2 separate regions of the Homo sapiens genome follow, and region 2 is linked to region 1. A link is a loop called in an ENCODE intact Hi-C map of the cell type or tissue named here. Cell type or tissue: Calu3. All regions are shown on one strand.

Region 1 (8,000 bases):
ATAAATGACAGAAATTTACTTATCACAGTTTTGGAGGCTAGAAGTCTGAAATCAGGGTGCCAGTGTGGTTGGGTTATCCACACAGGGTACCTGTGTGGCTGGGCTATATTAAGTAATCCATTTCTTATCTGGATTACTGCCATAAGCTTCTAATGGGTCTCTCAGCATTTATCTTGATCCCTGCAATCCATTCTCCCCACTGCTGTCAAATTTGAATTTTCCTGAAACAAAAATCTGATCATATCACAGCTCTCCTTAACTTTCTACGATGCCTCTTTATTGCTCTTGCAAAAGAGGACTTCTCTTTGTCTTAGCTCACTAGGTCTTTCTGATCTGTCCGTTGCCTACCTCTTCAGTCTTTCTTCTCATATTTCCCTCATACTACACTTCTGGTTTGTGACTACTGACTCCTCATTGTAACTTCACGTGGTGGAAAGAGGGCTAGGGAGCAGTCTGGGACCTCTTTTATAAGGGCCATAGTCTCATTTTTTAGGACTAATGACCCAAATTACCTCCAAAAGGCTTCACCTTCCCACCATCATATTGTGGAGTGAGATTTTACCACAATTTCTTCTGGGGGGACACAAACATTCAGTCCTTTATGGTAGACATCCAGGCCATGTGAGAGAGGAGCAAAGGAAATGATAGGGTAGAAGGAGGAGAATATGGGAAACAGCTTCAGATAAGTATTGTAAGAAATGGGTACAGGAACTGACTGACAAAGGACCACAGAAGAACTGTGGAGAAATGCTAAGGAGCTGGGTGACGCTGGAGATCATAAATGACTGATCCTAAATTAAAAGCTATTGCTTAGAGCATAGTCTTAATTTTTTTTTCTATATGGAATATGAAGAAAAACTGTTAGGAAAAATGAATACAAAAGGTAAAATAATGCTCATTGATAAGATAATCATTATGCTTGTTGTATTATATAAATTATACAAACTTCATGGAAACTATTTGAATAGATATTATTTCTATTTATTCAGATGAAGAAGCTGAGGCTAAAGGTTTTTCATAAATCATCTAAGATCACATTTGTAGCAATTGGCGTAGCTGGGATGGAGTCCTGGGCAGACTAGAGCTAACCTTATGCTATTGGCAGACACATACTTATTATACCAAATCTTCATTTATACTGCTGGTAATGGTTTACTATCAGCCTTTGTTGTACTGGGGTGTTTTCCCCTTCATCAGTTTTGGAGTATTTGATCTACTTCTATTGAGTTTGGTTTGAATGCAAAAATTAAAATAAATGCTTTTGTCTTTGTCAGCAGAGAGGAATATTCCAAAGTGAAGGACACTTTGTTATTCACAATTATGATTCTTTCCTCTGTTCTCTCTCTCCCTTTCCCTTCCACTCTCTGTACACACACATGTGATTCTTATTATTCACAGTAGTTGTGTTCTATGAAGTCTCCACCAACACTGAGCTAATGGGCACTGAACTTTCCTAAGGGAAAGGAAAGGTCAGGTTCCTGTGAGCCTCTGGTCACATTTCAATCAATCGACCAATACATAATCATGTTTTAAAGTCATCTTTTTAAATATTATTGTTGATTCATTAACATTGAACTTGCAAGCTTATCTGGAACATGTATTTTCTCTGTAAGGCACATCCCAGCCTTTGGCACATAGGAACACTAGACAGCAATTAAGCATGACACTTAAGGGCCATTTTAAAACACCAACAAAAAAGCACAAATAAAAAAAAAGGCACTAAATGGATCACAAAAAGACCCTTGTTTACAGTCAGAGCTGAAATAAGAAGGCAGAGTGTTGCTATGTCAGCCTCAGCTGGGTATTTGCATATGGTCAGATCAAAATTTTCCCACCCCATGCATGCCTAGGAATGACCAACAATCACCTGAAATATGGATTTTGTGGTTTCAAATAAATTTTAACAAGTAGACAAATTTGCAAATACAGGATCTGTGAATAATGATTGACTCTGTGTGTGTGTGTGTGTGTGTGTGTGTGTGTGTGTGTGTGTGTGTGAGATGGAAGTAAATTTTATCCCAGACACCAGCTAGTATTTCTTACTGTGTCAGAAACTGTTCCTTGACACAAACTGAAAGGACTGTGCATTGATGGAGAGTTTTATATAAAGTCTCCTCAAGAAGGATCCTTTAAAAAACTTGGAAACTACTGAAAACAACCTCTAACATATGAATTTCTCTTAAAAAAATTATATATATATATATATATGCCTCCTTTGAAATACCTCTTTTCTGCTCATTTTTATTTCTTTGCATCTCTTCCATCAGCAACATGTCAAAATGATGTCTACATTCTGTGCACATAAAGTCAATGTGCAACATTGGACTGGAAATAACTTGAAATTATTTGCTTAAAGCATTTCTGCTTTTGCTAGAACACTAGAAACTAGTTTTTGACTTTTACTTTTTAAACAATGATTGTCAGGACATGCTAATATATATTTTTGGCCAATCTTGTGGCTTATGACACTTCTATTCCTTCAATATTTTGCCTGCTACAGTCAGACATTTCACTATCCCTGGAGAACGCAGTAGCAAATAGGAAATGAACTGTGCAGCTGAAGAGAATTTGTCAGCAGTACATTCCTTTCTCCTTAAAAAACAAAGTAGAGAATGTTGGCTATTTATGCCCAGGCCTATTGTTTTTCTAATTAATCATGTTTTGTGTAAAAATTGCAATGAATGTATTTCTGCAAGACAACTGTAGTAACCATAAATGTTTGAGGTTCTCAGTGAACTTTCTCCTCAGATACTCAGAATTACCATACTGTCCCCCAGAAGTTCTATTTTCATCTATCATTCTGCAGCCAAATTGACATCTTTTGTTACAACTTGAATACAACTATTTCTTTTCCCATCCATAGCCTAAATAATTTCATAATAACAAGATTGTACTTCCATTAGGACTTGATAGTTAAAACCTCTTTTCTATCACTCTGTCCTATAGCTAGTTTCACTGAATATGAATATTATGGTAAAGGCCACTCCAAGTATATTTTTGGAGTCCACAGTATCATTGTAAGTTATCAGCACCAGTCTGTCCCCCTCCCCAGACAATGAGATCTTATTCATTAGGAACAATTCACCCCTCTAGTGGAAGAATCTGGGTATTGCAGCTTTAGCTCCAACAAATAGCTAAGCTTCAAGGCTGTAAGAGCATCTGCAGATTTTTAGAAAATTATTATTACAAGATTCCTTCTTTTTATGCTGGTTTGTTATTAAATATAACCCAATAGAGAAATCTCTTTAAAATGTTAATTTGCTTTCTTATGTTTATACACAGGGAAATGCTTAGAGCTATAAAAAGGCTGTACTAACACTGACTAATAGATTTTTGTTTACACTCATCTCCATTTTTCCCTTGTTTAAAGTCAAATAGAAATTGATTGGAAAAATGGTTTTTGGTATACTTTACAGAGTTAAACAATAATATGGGATGGTTTTTTTCCATATGTTTTCTATAAGCAGTAAGATTATTTTAAAATCAGCACTTTCGTACCAAAGTGGAAAACCATTCAGCCAAACTGAATTACAATGGGAAAACGATGATGTTACTACTCATGAATACTGGTAGCTATTGAGAGAGTAATGTGAAAATTCTGATTTCAGTTCTGCTACTGAGATGTCCTTGTCAGTATAAACGTTGGTAGTAAAAAATGCTTTCAAGATTTACTAGTCCAGAATGTCCCAAGAGGTGAAATAAATTCTCCAAGTTCACACAGCTAGTTAGTGGCCAAGCATAAGCCCATTTCTCCCGATTCTGAAACCCATAACTCTTTCTGGCACACAATCCTCATCGTTACAGCACAAGTCTGAATCCAGAGTGAATCAATTTGAATCACGCCTTGCTATGCACCACCTTGAAGATCACGGACAGCATCTTTCACCACTGTGCACCTCCCTATTCTCATCTGTACAGTGAGGGCAAGAGAGATGCCCCCTCAGAGATGTTTCAGCGAAGATGAAAATGAGATGCAGGAAAATTACTTAGTGCAGGACAAGATGCATAATAAGCACTCGGCGTGAGTTGACAATCTCTCCTATTAGTATTATTACCACTATGAGCTTTTTTTCTCTGTTTGGGGGCATTCTAAGAAGAGAATTTCTTTTCACTCCCTGGAGTAAATGTGTATGTAAATTAAGGGAAATTTAAGTCTTTGTTTTTTATTCAATTACTCATAAGTATTTCGGTGCTATAAGAGCTTTACTAATCTTACCCTTCATTTATGCAGTGATATAAGGGTGATAACAACTTTTTTAAAAGAGACTTTTAATTTTTTTTAAAGAGCATCATATGCATTGCCTCTATTAAGCCAGATTCATAAAATAATTCTAGCATAATTTAAATACTATATTAGAAACCAAAGATTATAAAGTGCAAATGAGATTTTCTTTTTTTTTTGGCTGCTGACATCATAACAGTTTTTACAGAGCGATTATCATCTCAATGGATATGGATGTCAAGCAGTCATTATCCTCAGATCATAACGAGGTGGACCATTAGTGCCTCCTTTGGAGACCTTATGGTCTAAGATGTTAATGAGCCTTTGGGGAACCCTAAATCCTTGGATGGTTGGCAGGGTACTCTAGACCATAACAGAACCTTCTTTGCAATGACAATGGAACCTGTCAATTTCTATTAAGGAGCTTCTTAATTCCCCAATCATTAAGATAGTGGAAGGACTTATTATACTAGCCTATAATTAAGGAAGCTTTCAGCCATAAATCCCTTCTGTTAAGTCCTTCCCTCTATTCAACATGGCATAAGTAAAGGGTAAGGCTCCCACAAGAGAAACTACGGAGACAACGTTGATCTGAGGGAAATCTTGCAGGATGAAGATTCTCCCTGGTTTCCTCCTATATCCCTTCAGCCCCTATTCACTTTCTCCCAAAGACACAGCATAAGTGAGGCCTCTTAAGTTAAAACTGGAGGTCTCCAACAACTGGTCTGGCAGGCATCTCTTGTCACGATTGACATTTTGATTAGACTGTGTTCGAGTATTTATGCTAGGCATTATGACAGAGAAACACAAGTTCAAAGCACCATCGTTGCCCATAAATAATTTACAGTCTTATTAGAAAGAGTGAATGATAAAGGTGCTATGATGGCATCAGAATGAAAGGCAACAACGCAGAGAGAAACAGACAATACTAGGGTGCTTTCCCCAACGATTGCTATAAAGAGTATATGCTACAAATTAATGAGAAAATAGGTGTGGAATTAGATGCTTAATGAATGTTATATCCTTTCTTATTTAGAAGAGGATAAGTTCAATGCGAACTGCTCACCATAGACTCATTCCTTTATACCTCAGTTTCTCAATAATTAAATGACTAGGATTAATACATCCTGCTAGAAAATATTACCAGTGGCCAGGCACAGTGGCTCACACCTGTAATCCCAGCACTTTGGGAGGCCGAGGTGGGCAGATCACTTGAGGTCAGGAGTTCAAGACCAGCCTGGCCAACATGGTGAAACCCCATCTCTACTAAAAATACAAAAATCAGCCAGGCGTGGTGGTAGGTGCCTATAGTTCCAGCTACTCCAGAGGCTGTGGCATGAGAATCACTCAAACCCAGGAGGCGAAGGTTGCAGTGACCTGAGATTGTACCACTGCACTCCAGCCTGGGTGACAGAGTGAGACTCTGGCTCGAAAAAGAAAAGAAAAGAAAAAAGAAAATATTACTAAAGGACTATTTCATGTGTTGTTATTTTCTATGAAAGAAAATAATCCATAGCATGCTCAAGTGATAGGTACTATAGAAATATTCACATAGGAAAACATACAGGCTTGATTACAAGTGAGGTATACTATTTTAACTCAAAACTTATTGCTTGAAAAAAGCAGAAAGCCAACTAGGAAGAGAAATTATGTGCTGCCATAAAAATCAAAAATGAAAGAATCCAACCCATTAACCTTGGATGTACAGAAACTTGAAGTTCCCTCATTCTTTTTGATAATCCTGGATTTTTCATCTAAATTTCATTCGACCTCGAGCAGACCTGCATTTGGCTTATTACTGAAATTTCATTGCTGAAATTTTCCAATGTAAAAAGTTTTCTAATCAGAAGTTAAATTTATACAAAATCTCCACTGTATTGAAGAAATAAATGTCTGCTTCTGCATTTTGTGCTTTGGGAATATGAGTTAGTTTTATTGTGGTGTTTCCAAATCAAGTCTCCAATTCTAACAGGGAAAAAAATCACATAGGACTCCATCTCTGTGCCAAAGCCCAGAATGAATTGAAATTTTATGAAGGGGCCTGAGCTTTAAGTTGTTAATAAGAAACTCCTGAGTTTCAGTTTCTCTCATCTTAGGTAATTGGGGCTTTAAGTGCATACAGAAAACTCGGGTCTCATATGATTGATACTTGGGACGTCCTTCCTTGTTCTGTTTAAGTTCCTTGGGAGCAATTCATCTCATTTTGTTTGTTTCTTTTTGCTTATAATCACTTCATATTTGACTATCAACTCGGGGAAATCTGAGTAGCTATACTAAGCCTAAAGATAGGTGGAGCAGGCAAGCTGCTTTGAATTGTTTCCAGCTTCCAGGGGCATTTCACTAGCATCTCCCCATTCATCCATCACACTTACTCCTCTTAATCCTCAAACAAGAAAGGCCTTTAAAATACTGACCACTCTCCACTGTGCTAACATTCCCTGGGAAAACACACAGTTTTCTTGTCCCAAAGATAGTTAAAATAAAATATAAAAAGCAAGGATAGGCTGGGCGCCGTAGCTCACGCCTGTAATCCCAGCACTTTGGAAGGCTGAGGCAGGCAGATCACCAGGTCAGGGGTTTGAGACCAGCCTGGCCAACATGGTGAAATCCCATCTCTACTAAAGATACAAAAAATTAGCCAGGCATGGTGGCGCACGCCTGTAATCCCAGTTACTCAGGAGGCTGAGGCAGGAGAATCGCTTGAACCCGGGAGACACAGGTTGCGGTGAGCCAGGCAGGAGAATCGCTTGAACCCAGGAGGCACAGGTTGCGGTGAGCCGAGATGGCTCGACTGCACTCCAGCCTGGGCGACAGGGTGAGACTCGGTCTCAAAAAAAAAAAAAAAAAAAGCAAGAATAACAGCAAATCGAGAGCAAGGCACACAGCCTGTTGCTCCCTATCTGTTTCTTGGAGACACGACCACACACACAAACCCCATATATGGTTTTTTTCCCTCCCTCTACTTACTCTCCCAAAGGGACAGCTGTGTTGTGAAAGGCTTTTATTTAGAAAGTCAGAGAGGAGTTGAGAGTTCCATTGGCTGTCTCAATAACCCCCAGGTTTACACAAGCTCTTACTCAGGAACTGAGCATCTTCTTAAAAGATAGCTTTGTGGCTGGGTGCGGTGGCTCATGCCTGTAATCCCAGCACTTTGGGAGACCGAGACAGGTGGATCACTTGAGGTCAAGAGTTTGAAACCAGCCTGGCCAACATGATGAAACCCCATCTCTACTAACAACACAACAATTTTCCAAGCATGGTGGTACAAGCTTGTAATCCCAGCTACACAGGAGGCTGAGGCAGGAGAATCGCTCGAACCAGGAGGTGGAGGTTGCAGTGAGTCAAGATCACACCACTGCACTCCAGCCTGGGCAACAGAGTGAGACTCTGTATTAAAAAAAAAAAAAAAAAAAAAAACAACTTTGAGTCTAACAATTACAAAAGCAACCTTTATCTACATTATCCAAGAAGGCACACTCTTGTCTCAATTTTCAAATGGGGGTGATGTCTGTTTATAAGAAGTATGTACCAGAGCTGTAGAAAAAAGATTTGACATTAGTCCCAGATCAAATTAGAGACTACAGAGAAAAAATAAGAATATAAGCCTTTGAAGGGCAGACGTAAATTGGATAAGCTACAATATTGCAAAACTAACAAAAATAAATTTCGAGACAAGAATAAAAAAGCAGAATGCATCCACTCTAAGTTGTTGCTGAAGGAAGAGAGAGAGAAACCTGCATCAGCTGCTTTTTGCTTAAACAGGAAGGCACTACCTGGC
Region 2 (8,000 bases), 190 kb before region 1:
ACTAATGTATGGCCATTTCAACAATCAATCAAAAGATATTATAAATTCTATCTACTTGGAAAGTTCTTTCTCCCTTTGCATAGTGATAAAATTGTATTCATTTTTCACTCTGATAATGATAAGGATGAATAAGATATAGCTCCCGCCCTCCAGGAACTCACAGTCTGAAAAGGGAGATGAAGCATGTATTAAAAAGCCAAATATAATTCATGGTAGTTTGTGGTAAACTCTGTAATACAGGTATATTTAAAGCTATGGGTAGGCAGAAGAAAGAAAATAATTCTCAGAGCTAGGGTAGAGTTGGAGGAGGAAAGGATTAGGGACATCTCCTTAGAGGAGTTCAGCTGGGTTCTAAAGATGGGCAGAGTTGAAACAGACAGTGTTATGAGGCTCAGGGAAATTTTTGATGTGCAATGCCTTTGAATCTAGGGTATATTCAGAATGTCAATGTTGCTGAAATTTTTGACATATGATTGAGCATAATATGGGTAAGGACTAGATTGTAGAAGACCTACACTACTACTCTAAGCAGTTTAAACTTCATTTGGCATTCAGGGGCAAGTTTTGGACTGGAAGTATAATATGATCAGAGCTGTACTTTGAGAATATTATTCTAGTAATGCATTAAACTCATTTCTCTAATTTTTTACTGAATAATTATTGTCCTGTGACTGTACGGCAGGACTTATGCTAGGCAATGGGGATATAATGGTGAATATGACTCACTCTCTGCTTGCATGGAAATTACAATCAAGAAAATTAAACATAAAATAGAACACTGTCATCAACATCATAATAGAGAAAGTACAGGGTAGCATGTAGAAGTGCCTTCTCTAGTATTGGGATAATCAAAGAAACTTCCTGTAGAAATTGATTTCAAGTTCTGTGTACGGCATGTACATATATACACAGGTGTAGGCTTATTGAATAAGAGGGTCAATCTATGAAAAGGTTCAGAGGGGAAAGTGTGCTTCAGGAACTTGATGCAGAGTTATTTGCTTTCCAACCACATAGATCCTTAACAACCTCAGGTATGTGCACAGGGTTCCTGGTCATTTCATCTTGGACTGGACAGGCAGGATTCACCATCTGTCAGCTGCCAGGAGAACCAAGTAAGTATTATGCACAAGGACCTTATGAAAGCAAATTCTGTTGAATTGAATTGGCTTTCTTCATAGATCTAGAAATCATCTGGTTTAAGATTCCTTTTCAATGCCAAATATGAATAATTCAGTCAAGCCTGAAATAAACACCGTGATCAAGTGTGGCTTTTATTGTCCAATTTATTCACTCACTTATTCAGTATTTGTTGTTTGTCAGCACCATATAACCCACTATACTAGGTACTTGCCTTATCTAATCTTTTAGTCATAATTAATCATTATTTTATCTAAACATTTACCTCATTTTTCCTAGAACACTTTTCATAATTTGGGTCTATCACTGTAAGTTGTATATAACTGTGTCCTCAAGTAGATTGTGGCATTTGAAAAAAAATGTGTTCTCATCTTGTGTTCCATTCAAGCAATGTCAAGAATACAATAGAGGTTCTATAAATGGTGGGTGGATGGATGGATGGATGGATGGATGAACAGATGGATGGACAGATGGAGACAGACATGAATAAGAATTTGTTTCTGTCTTCAGAATCTTATAGTCTAATAATGCAGATCAAGGACAAGCATGCAGTTAATGAGAAATATTTTCCACTATTAAAACCATCATGTTCTCTCTTTTCAGTTTATGTTTAATGTTCTAGAGCCACAATCTTATCATGATCCTAAAGATATCATGAAGGAGCCTCAGAATGTATTGAGAGTTTGAAATAGGAAAATTTTTTATAATAGCTGAAGTTTGACTTTTAAATTTCTGAAAATACTAATTACTGAGCTTTATCTTTAAACTCAAAATAAAAGCAGCCCCGAATACCTCATTTAACCATTTTAATATGTTGTTATTTTACTTCTGGTGAGATGCAATGGAAGTAGATAAGAACAGAATAGGCATTCTAGAGAATGTCTGCAGTCATCATTAATCCAACAACAAAACAGAAGTATGTCTTTGCCTTTACATGTAATGGGATTGACATCATTTCCTACGTTTCTATTCAGTAGTCTCATTTGATTGACATTTCCCCAGGAGTGTTACCATGTTTTCTTCTTTCCATTCAGTAGTTCAGCACATCTTTATTGACTGTTGCATGCCATGACCTTTGATCTGGCCAACCAGATGAAAGAGATTTCAAATTTTCAACGGCATTGTCTACATGGACTCTTGTTTCTCCATGACTTATTTTGAGAAAAATAAGTGAGACTTTTCTTTCTTTTGTATACATTGGAGATGCATATCTTTGCATTTCATTGGAGCAAAGTGATTCAGTAATACAAAAGGTAGTTTTTCTGTTAAACTCAGGGGATTGTAATCATTTAACATACTCTAGAAGTTAAGGAAATGCATGATTTAACATGGAGATGAAAGAGATAGGAATTATAGTCAGAAAAACGATTTTCTTAATCTTAGTGGGTTTCCAATTCCTCTTCTGTAAAACGGTAACAATAGTACAACTTTTAAATATTGTTATAATGTTATATGAGAATTTTAAAAGATAATAGGTGTTAAAAATGCCAGGCATTACTCTCATATGTGATAGGCTGTCATTTATTTGTTGATTACTGTGTGGAGATGATGTACTAAGCACTCTACCTGCATTTCCTCATTTGCTATTTCCCCCAAACTATGAGGCAGATTCTGTTTTTATCATTATTTTAAATGAGGAGACTAACACACAAGAAAGGTAAAACATATAATTTGGCACTGATCCTAGAATGAATACAGAGAAGACCAGTATTTGAGCCCACAGGTTGATGGGGTGTGGTTCAAAGACAATGTTGAAACTTCTAGGTATTTTTTTGTTGTTGTTGTTTTTGATTTTTTTTCCTGCCAAATTAAGAAAAAAAAAATCTGGATTTAGTAAGGAGAGGCTTTATTTGAAAAGGGAAGAAGTGGAAGAGAAAATGGACTATTGCAGTGAGAATCATGCTCTGACCATAAGATCAGCAATGTCTCAGAGGTTAGGAAAACAGGAGTTCCTCCTTTATTAAGGGGAGGGAAAGAGGCTACAAAGAGCTGATGTGAAATGTAAGGGTTGTGCAGTCCCATAGTAGACCACAGGACATTTTTACTCTGAGGCCAGCCTCTTCTCAGGAAAGGCTTTTAAGCAGGGGTTTATAACAGCTCAGGCTAAGGTTTGCTAAAAATTCAGGACCTGGGAGGAGAAGAGAAAATTCACCAGAGTTTGATTAGCAAACATTTGGTTCCAAATAATCACAGGGATAAGCAGTTAAGATAATTCTTTATGAGTCATAGAATTGGAATTTCGAGTTTGGGTCTAACCTTTTCCTAGGTAAACAAGGGGTAATTCATGCATGTTATCTAACATATATGAAAAAGAGTCATTGTTTGTGTCCCAGGACACAAAAGGATGAGGGGATTTCTTAATCTTCACTGTTTTCCAGAATCACAGGGTCCAGGAAAGGGTCAATATTGTCACTTCTCTCTGGCTAGACATGCTGAAAATGAGAAACCATGTCTTCGGAAACCATGTGATGAGGGTAGCGGAGTCTCTGGGTGGCATTGTGACCTCCCTGCCCTAAGGTGTTAATTAAGTCAGTTAGTTTTCGGAATCCTTTGCTGCAGTAGCTTCCCCAGCATCCTGAAGAGCAGTGAAGTGCTCAGTTTTACAACTCATGCCCATTGTGATTTAAGCCAAGTGATTTCATCTCATAAAACTTGGTTTCCTTATCTGCTAAATGATGGAGATGGACTTGGCAAAGACTTACAGTCTCCCAGCTCTGATCTTCAGAAAGGCACAAAGATATGCCCAAGTGCCCTGTGGTTTGAGGTGTGGAATTAGAGGCTGAATCATGCATTAGTCTTCTTCCTAATACTCAGGCAACATCAGTACAGGAAGTCATTTAAGAATGCTCTGGTAGTGGATGTCACTGACTGTAAATAGCTTTTTCATCAGCAATTCAGAATAATGTTATCAAGGTTGCTTTTGTCTTCCATTCTGGCAATCAGTCATTTATCATTCCTAAACCTCTAGTACCCCCTTTGCATTACCTTGCATAAATTGGGTGATTTCTCAATTTCCTCTTTTTCAGCCTTTCTGATTTTCTTTCCATAGCGTCTCTGAAATTTTTTCTGTGTCATGCAAACTCCGTTTGGGTGTTTTATGTCTCTGCAAAGGCCAGAGCTGGTTTTCTACTTAATATTCAATAAGCATGTTTGAAGATCACCTCTTTCAGGAAAAGCCCATGAAACTCACCACTGCTCAGCTGATGATGACTTACTTAAGATTCTTGTTGCCCTGCATTTGGATTCTTGATGTAAGCTAGCTGAAGCAGGACTCTGTGGGCCTTATTATCACACAGTGCCTTAAGCATAGCATTGTGATAGATGTAAAAATTACCCACTTTCCAAACCTTTAGGGATACTTAGAAAAAATGTATACTGTTACTAATAAATGTGTGTTGTATTATAAATATGGTGACAGCTGAAAGTGGGCTTTCCAATGAAATTAAGATATATTGGAATTTAAAATTAGTGGTACACTTAAACTTTACTATATTTTTTGTTCAAATTGGAAAGCATTGAGTGCGAATGTGGTGGACAAATGGGTCAGAGGGTAGATGTGGCAGAACAGCTGTCTTCAAGCATTTAAATAGAGCACAGTGGATGAGACCTAAATCCAAAGACCTGTTGGTGACTCACTGCCTGTGGGACCTGGAAGGAGGCACTTCATCTCTCTAAGGCTTAGTTTTCTCAACTATAAGAAAATAATAATTTTAGAAAATAATAATAACAACAATAATTACCATAAAGAATTATAGAAGGAAATAAATAACATCATGTGTGTAAAATATCTTTAGCTCTGTTGGCATATGGTAGACATTCATTAATGTTGGGGTTGTTGTTAAGACTTTGTCATTAATTAACATTGACTTACCCTACTGTGCTTAGAAAAATTCACCAGTCCGAATGGTAGGCTATAAACCTAGGAGCTAGAGAATAGAATCTCTGGGCTCTAAATGTGGACCATTATGTGGACTTATAAAGGAACCAATGTCCATGGAAAGAGAAAAATAACCAAAATCTGAGGAGTAACATTGACACTTTCCATGTTAGGCTGGTTAAACTTGTCCCTCAACTCCTCATCACAGTCAGTATCAATCTTTTCTTTCTTTAATTTTTCTTTCTTTAATACCTGTTCTACTCATATTGCTGAATTCTTATCTGTCCTATTTCCTCTTATTATGATTTACTAGACTTTCTGAAGGCTGTTACATTTGGGTCATGTTCTCAGATGTAAATTCTCCTCATTTATCTTGCTAGAGTTCTGTCAGGAGACAACAACTAGACAAATACACACAGAGAAATCAAAGTCCAAAAGAAAAAAAAGAGAGAGAGTCTGACTTTTGTTGGTTGATTAGATCAAAGATGATGATTTACATGGTTTGGAGTTATAAAGAGTATATATTTATTGGATAATTAAAATCTCTCCCACTTATTTTGAGCTAATAAATCCAGCCCTTCAAACTCAATGCTGTCAAATACTGGAATTAAGTAATCAAAGGAAAAAAACAATAATCTGAGAAAAAATAATTTATTAAACAAAGTAAAAACTTTGTCTTTAGGAAGTTTATAAGTAGATTTGGCTGACCATTGCAATTTGGGAACTTTTTGAATGTTGAGGGTAGTAATGAGACAGAAATTAATCAGTTGGGGCTGGTTTTAAGAAATGGCTTCAGACCCTAAGTGGTTTGCCAAGTTTCCCTTAAACACCTCACATTATTGAGGATACAAGTCAAAATCACTTATCAGCAGTTCTTCCAAATAGCCAGGAACATGTATTAAAGAGGCCATGAAGGAATTTCTAATGAGAAAAAATGTTCTTACTTTTTGAGAAATTAACTGCTTCAATAAATTGCAACGATAAAGTAGGAAAAGTTATCACAATAATGTCTGTTGTAATAAAACTAAACTGTACAGCTGATAACAGTTAAAATGCCAGAAGGTGAGTTAATGACATACTATTCTCCTAAAAGCCCCTTTGGTCCTTATTCTGAAATAGAATTCTGAGACCCACTTATAAGGAATATGGTGGAAGCTACATGGAAATACTGTATATTCATATGTTCTACAGATTCACTGCCTGTGAACTTTTGAATATATGTAAGGTTTATAAGGAGAGTATATTAAATGAAAGTTTTGGGAAGGTGAAATCAAATAACCCTAGTAGCTAAAATTGATTCTTGAAGTATATACAAGATGGAAGTCTGTGGTTAGAGAAATAAGTCTGAATTTCTTACTTGGAAAATTTATATCAAAGATCATGGGAACAGGGGCAACGACAGGGCCATTTAATCCTCCCTAACACTTTCTGTGGATTCATGAATGTAGGAGAGGCCCAAAGCTTCTGCTATGATTTTCTTCAGTCAAATTCCTAAGCAAGCTAAAGATTATAGCAATGCAGAGGAATTCATAAGGATAATGAGAGGGGGAAAAAAGAAAACAAATGGAAATAGCGCAAGCAGACATTGGAAAGTAATTTGAAGTAGGAGAGTTTGGAGCTAATAGTTTTACTTTGCATTATTGAATTTCTCCCATACATAGTAATGACAGTGTCCATGAATGGTGAAAATGTGTGTGTAGTATGTGTGTGTGTCTGTGGTGTGTAGGAAGGAAACGTACAGAGAGAGAGAAGGAGAAAAAGAGAAAAATAGGGAGGGAGAGAGAGAGAGAGGAGGAGAGAGAGACAGAGAGAAAGAAAAGCAAGGGAAAGACTAAAGTTGAGAAAGCATTAGAAAGCCCAAGATAACATGTGCACACGTGCTCAGATACTAGGGCTGAAATTCTCAGGGCCAGCTTCTTGCTTTATGGTGAAAGCCAAATCAGCTAGAGTATTTTTCAAACAAACAGCAGAAGGAAAATAAACAGAGCTGTCTCCTGTTACCATGAGTTCAAAGGGAGCCAAGCTAGTGCCCCATACACATAAACCACATTCTGACTAATTAGGTGAAAACAACAGCAAAAAATATAGTAGAACAATTATCTGAGAAATATAGAAAATTGAAATATGCCAAATCTCCATTAAAAAAAAAGAGACATGAAGAAATAGCATCAACCATAACAGAAACAAACCTCTCTGCTCTGAGCCATCTGTGCCCCCTATCAGCTGGTAATAATGTGACTCTGAGTAGCAATAGAAATCATCAAAGGAAGAGCTTTAAGAAGGCATGGCAGCACTAATAGATTTTTTTCTGGGTTTCTGGTCTTTGTTTATGGATAATTATAATTTGGCAATGTGTTCAGAGGCCCATCATATGAATGTCTCCCTTGTGTTTTATTTAAGCAACAGCTCACAGAGGACTCACTTCTGTTTCCCACCATGCCAAGTAAATTCTTGTAGAAGGAGAAAACTTCCAATGATGTGTGAATTTAAAATTATGAGTTGATTTAATGAATTACAGCAACTAGATTCCTAGATAAGTGTATTTAACGTGTTTACCTGTCCAGTGAAGACATATTTGGTTATCTTATTTGAAGCAAATTTTTCCTTCAAATGATGGCAATTTCATCCAGTCTATTTTAGGGCTTGCTTTTATATATTCCCAACACATCTCTCTCTACCATTATATTTGTTGAAATCTCAAAGAAATGGAAAGTGAATAATCTGCCTGTAATGTACATAAGAATATCTTATTTTGAGAATGAGAAAGTATTTTTATGGACAGGATATGAGAAATAATAAGCCAGTTAAGCTCATTTATATTGTCAGATTTACCTTCAAATACAGGTTGCCCTTTTGTTAGAAATGAATTCTCAGAATATCAATGATCAATTAGGATTTGTTGGTTGCATGTAACAGGAACAAATTCTGATTCATTTGCGTAAAAACAGAAATGTATTAGGAAGAAGACAGAATAGCTCAAAGATTC

What was found. Peaks named below come from ENCODE experiments on the same cell type or tissue, not always from the same donor. Only the 100,000 strongest peaks of a DNase experiment are listed, where the experiment ranks them.
Region 2: it touches region 1 in a loop (2.4-fold over the local background); 5 of 110 quality-filtered maps call a loop at or near these places.

What each region holds. Positions count from the first base shown.
Region 1 is chr4:23,131,070-23,139,069 of GRCh38, reverse strand. The region is part of intron 12 of LOC105374524 (a long non-coding RNA gene); the gene reads right to left. Among named protein-coding and RNA genes, the nearest start is that of ADGRA3, 620 kb to the right of the region's middle. In Calu3, no CTCF peak of the experiment used is centred here; a DNase peak (open chromatin) is centred at 3,069.
Region 2 is chr4:23,320,369-23,328,368 of GRCh38, reverse strand. The region is part of intron 13 of LOC105374524 (a long non-coding RNA gene); the gene reads right to left. All of the region lies in intron 3 of LOC105374523 (a long non-coding RNA gene), which reads left to right. Among named protein-coding and RNA genes, the nearest start is that of PPARGC1A-AS1, 440 kb to the left of the region's middle. In Calu3, no CTCF peak of the experiment used is centred here; no DNase peak of the experiment used is centred here.